2 separate regions of the Homo sapiens genome follow, and region 2 is linked to region 1. The links are chromatin loops, found by intact Hi-C in ENCODE. Cell type or tissue: HCT116. All regions are shown on one strand.

The links. A loop is a pair of places that touch in the nucleus more often than their neighbours do. Peaks named below come from ENCODE experiments on the same cell type or tissue, not always from the same donor. Only the 100,000 strongest peaks of a DNase experiment are listed, where the experiment ranks them.
Region 2: a loop joins it to region 1, with 4 times the contacts of the local background. A loop is called at or near these places in 2 of 110 quality-filtered maps.

What each region holds. Positions count from the first base shown.
Region 1 is chr14:89,011,715-89,014,214 of GRCh38, forward strand. It overlaps LOC124903356 (a long non-coding RNA gene), which reads left to right and starts at 1,681. Exons shown (of 2, transcript XR_007064297.1): 1 at 1,681-1,845. In HCT116, a CTCF peak has its summit at 1,436; a DNase peak (open chromatin) is centred at 1,537.
Region 2 is chr14:88,188,342-88,190,841 of GRCh38, forward strand. All of the region lies in intron 5 of KCNK10 (potassium two pore domain channel subfamily K member 10), which reads right to left. Among named protein-coding and RNA genes, the nearest start is that of KCNK10-AS1, 29 kb to the left of the region's middle. RefSeq lists enhancers at 935-1,074, 1,975-2,144 and a silencer at 1,175-1,254. In HCT116, a CTCF peak has its summit at 1,170 (motif pointing right); a DNase peak (open chromatin) is centred at 1,200.

The DNA.
Region 1 (2,500 bases):
AAACATGTGAATATACTAAAGGTCACTGAATTGTACACTTCAAATGAGATGAGTGAATTGTATGGTATGTGAATTACACCTCAATAAAACTTTTTAAAAATGGTTTTTTTCTATATAATATTAATTCTCTTCTTCCCGAACAACCCAAAACTCATTTGATTCAAGACACTCCGCTAAAGAACTACATTTCCCAGCCTCCCTAGCTAAGTATAGCCACATTACAACTTCCGGCCAATAAAATGCAAGCAGATATTTTTTGTGGGACATCCAAGAAGGCTGCTTAAAGGGAATCAACTGAATGATACTTATTCTTTAGTCCTCTTTTATTTTCTCCTGCAGCTGGCCTAGAACTCAAATATGACGACTAGCAGTTATTTGGGGTCGTGAGTTGACCTTGAGGGTGAAGATCACATGCCGAGAAAGACAGAAGGAAAATTAAGAGCTTGGGTCCCTGATAATCCCATGGAAACACACCCTATCTATCAGCCTTGGATTGCTCACCTCTAGACTTCTTTTGTGTGAATGAGAAACAACCTCCTATCTTGTTGGTTCTCCTCTTTTATGGAACAGATCCTAATCTTAGCTGACAGCCTAATCCTAATTACCCAAGGTTACTAGTACACAGTAGAGCCGATACCCAAAGCCGTTTCCCTTCCTCCTCCAATATGCCGGCATTTCTGTAGATCGAATGACCTGAGGTTCAGAGGTGAAGAAATCATTCTGTGAAGACAAGACTGCCTGAAATAAAAAGCTGCTATGGGAGATAACACGGGAAGGACAGAGTGGGAACAGATTGCAGAGACTGAGACGTTGAGGAGGTGATACTTTATCCTGCAGGTAAAAAGCCGTAGAATACCAGGATGAAAGGAATGTGTGGTAAAGATTAACCTGTACACATACTACACTAAGTGGTTAGATTAAGGCAAACTAAATTTGCCCAGTGGGAGAAGAGAGAACAAATATAGTAATGAGCTTACACATTAACTGTTGCAGCCACATAGATTAAATCACAACAAACCATCCTCGAATCAACTCAGGGAATCCTCAGAAAAGCAAATGAGAGCAAAACACACTTATTTACGCAAATGTGGAGAGAAGGAGGATTTTTTTTTTTCCAAATTTGGCAAAATACTCCTTTTTTCAAGCCCGTCACCATCCCTGCCACATGGGATGCCCTAGGACACATTCATTATACCACAGGTTTCCGGCTGACTCTGCAGGTCTCAGAAGTCTAGATTGCCTTCAGAAACCCGCCCGTATGGGCTGGCTATCTGAAAGTTCGATTTTTTTTTTCTATTATCACTTTTTTTTCTCAAGGGCTTCAAAACCCATCTTTTAGTAGCTGATCAGGTTCCTACAACTTTTCTGTAAAGTTCAGGGGGAGGTGGGGAATTGATCTGAAATATTTTCAATTTTCTTGTGTGTGGAGGATGTCTGTTTCCTTGGTCGGCTGGCGCCCTCTGTCCTTGGGGAAATGCACTTCCCCTATTTCACGTGGTGCTGGTGGGACTGCCAATCACAGCGCCTTCTTCAGCCTCCTGGTCACATGAATGGGACCTGGCCAATCACAAAACTCCATTCTCCGACCTCCAATGATTGAGAAGACCGCAGGACCAAAGCAGGACCAATCAGAGCCTTCCATGGATGCTAGGCTAATAGGAACCCTGAGAAGGAGGTTATGTTCTTTCTCCAGGATGGTGGATTATTAGGGTCATGGAGCCTGACGCTGCCAGAACTTTTTTTCCCACCTCATGGAAAGAAGAACTTCCTGGAAGGAAGGCAGGACTGAGAGTTGGAATGAAAATGACAGAGCCCTGTCCACACCGTTAAAGTACTCAAATCCAGGTAGGACTGCAAGCAGTTCAACTCTTGGACTTTTAAGTTATATGAACTGAAAAAGAAATTAATTAGATTTCTGTCACTTGCAGCTGCAACAGTTCTGATGAATAATACAAAGTCCAGACAAAACAGGGTATCAAGGCACATCTGTCCAAGCAACTCAACAGGTCTTTATCTCAACATTTTCAAAAGGGAATGTCAGGTCAACCCAGGGTTCTGGAAATATTTGGGGAAAGGTAAATAATATACATAGAAAGTGGCTTGGGTTTTCTGGCTCCGTCATTCTTGCTAGCTACCTAGGATCAGAGTGATTGCAAAAATCAGATTCTGGCCCATGTGGGGTGCAAACTAGGTCTCTGGCATCATGTAACTGAGCTAATTTTGAAGCATAGGCTTTCCTCAATTCTTAAAATAAAAAGCCCCCCACATTGTGTCAATCATGTAGCCAATTAAGAGACCTAGAAATGACAAACCACCGCATTGTCAAGGTAGATTAAAGACACAGAAGACGTTTCTGATGGTTGGGATAATTAGACTGTCATCGTGCTGCATGGCCCGATCTGCTTGCCAGAGAGGGGGATGTGGAGGAGCCCAGGATTATTTTAACAGGTGGTTTAGGGAGCTAACTCCCCTGAACGCTCACCTGCTTGGCCCAGAGCAG
Region 2 (2,500 bases), 820 kb before region 1:
TACCAGAAATAAAAAACGCCAGTGGCCAACTTGACCTACTAATGCTTGACCTGAGCGTTAAGGATGAATAACTCTGAACTACAGGACAACAGATCAGGCCTGGTTGTCATTGTTTTTTCTTAAACTTCTCTAAATTTATTTTAATAAAAATCAAATATAATCATATCACCCCCTATGGTTTGGAATTCTTGGAACCATTTCCATCTTAAGCACCCATACATTTACTAAGAGACAAGTGGATGTGTGAAAGTAAAATTAGCTTTAATGGCATTACTGGGATTTTGATGCAAGCAATAGTGATTTAATGCTAACTGAGGAATGGTGTTTACATAGTGCTACTCCAAAGGGTCAGTTAGGCTGAGTAATTAGAGTCACCATAAACTAGAACTAAAAGGGACCTTTGAGGCCAATCCCTTTATTTTATAAATAAGGATTACAGTAAAAATCCATCAAACCAAATTGGCCAGTTGCCTGATTGCATTGACTGGCTGTTCCATTGAAAGGACCAGTCATTTATTCTGAATAATTAGCCTATTTATTCTAACCTTCCTACAGACACTGCTGGAGGCAGCCATGCAAAACAGGTTGCAAGCCCAACCCACCGTCCTAAAGAAGTGAGGAAGCTCCTGGAAATAACGGACATCAGCCTCAATCTCTCTCTGGGAAACGCTATTGCCTAAGGAAGCAGGCAGTGGCCATTTCTAAGATGACAGATACTAGCAATGGATTGGTAACTATCGTATTAGGTGATGAGTGATTACAGACTTTCCCACCAGACCAAGGTTGTAACCACATCTAGCGCCACTGAGTCTTACGGCAAAGGCAGCTGGGCAAGAAATGTGACCTGTGGCTCCTCTCGACAAGCTCAAACCCAATCAGCAACACAGCGCAGCAGACCATGAGGCTCGACAGCTGCTGCCACTTCTTAACGTTAGAATTCCAACTTCTCTGTGCCAAGCCCCCTTCGGTTTGGTGCAGCTGCTTTTGGTTTTTCCTTTCAGACAACTCTCTCCTGCATCATTAGAGCTGTAGGATACGATCTGAGTTCCCGCACCAGTAAGTGGTTTTTGAGGTTCATTTCGTTTCTGTGCTACGCCAGAGAAATCTGTAGCTTTCTCCTGTGGGCTATCTGGGAGTAAATATTTACCTTTGCAAGTCACTATTACCCAGCAAAGATGGTCACTAGGGTGCGCTAGTGAACAAGGAACAATGAAGCAGGCAGTCAACACCCTTCTAAGTATCCCTTTATGAGCTGCTTATCTGGATTCGGAGTTCTGTGTGTGCTCCCAGACAGAGTTGCGAAATATTGTAAGGCTGTCCTAAAGTGAGTCAGCTGCAAAATAAATCAGCAATCAATCCTGCAGGATCAATGATCTGATTACATTTCTAGTAGAGTTCATACTATGTCGAATCACAGCAACCATCAACTCTTGTTAATGTATCGTTTTCCAATGATTGGGCAACCTTCCCTATCACTCGCAGACTGTTACCAAAAGATAGAGATAAACTTCCAGTCTTTTCAGGCATGCATTCTCCAGATTGGTCTGTGTAAGCTCGGAAAACTGGAGCTTGGAAGGGGTCTGGCCTAACTGCAGTCAGCACTGTGACTTTTAAGAGACCGTGGTCTACAGAAACCTCAGGACAAAGGAAATATGGCTCTGTAATCACTGACAAGGGCAGTAAAACTGTGGATGCCTGGGACTGTGTAGGTTGTGCCCTTACTAGGTAAGTAAAGATAAGGTAAAGTACTAGTTTGTACTAAGTGCTCAGTCCATGGTAGATAACAAATAATAAAAGCATCACTTAAAAAATCTCACTCCCAGGCCTCTGCTATTTGTGCCTCAGATTAACAGACTGAACTGAGCCATTGGTTAGAGATCTGTGTCTGTCACAGGTATCTTATAATAGACAGTCCTCAGGACAGCCCAGTGCTATCCCAGAGAGCTCTAAATCACCACCCACTGCAGGTTATGCTTTGGATACTTAAAGATGTTTGTGAAATAGTTCAAAATTCCAGCTGCCACTACATGTGTTTGCCTTAGATTGGAAACACCACTGAGTTTTCCCACGGACCGGCTACGGATGATGCCAAGGGATTAACTGGAATACATCTATAACTGTTCCTCTTACTTTTCTCAGTTTCTCTGTACAGTCTCTCTTCGGAGCTTGAGGCCACTAACTAGACATCCATGGTTGAGCACTGTGCGTAAGGGGAAAATGGGTAGAGTCCCAGGCTACAGGCTTTCTGTAAATGATTTTTAGTCACACTGACTAAAAATCAATTTTTAGTTAAAAGCTAAAAAAAACTAAATTTAGTCACTTTGCAATTCTTAGTCCTTAACCAATAAAAAGGAAGGGGAAAAAAAACCCTATTATTTCTACAAAGTGGAATTCAGTCTTTGTCTGCCCAATTGGAAGAGCTACAAAACCACTCTGCCAGTTATTTGTATTATAAAATTAACAGGGAGGCACGCATGCCCCTATTGATGAGCCTTCAGCA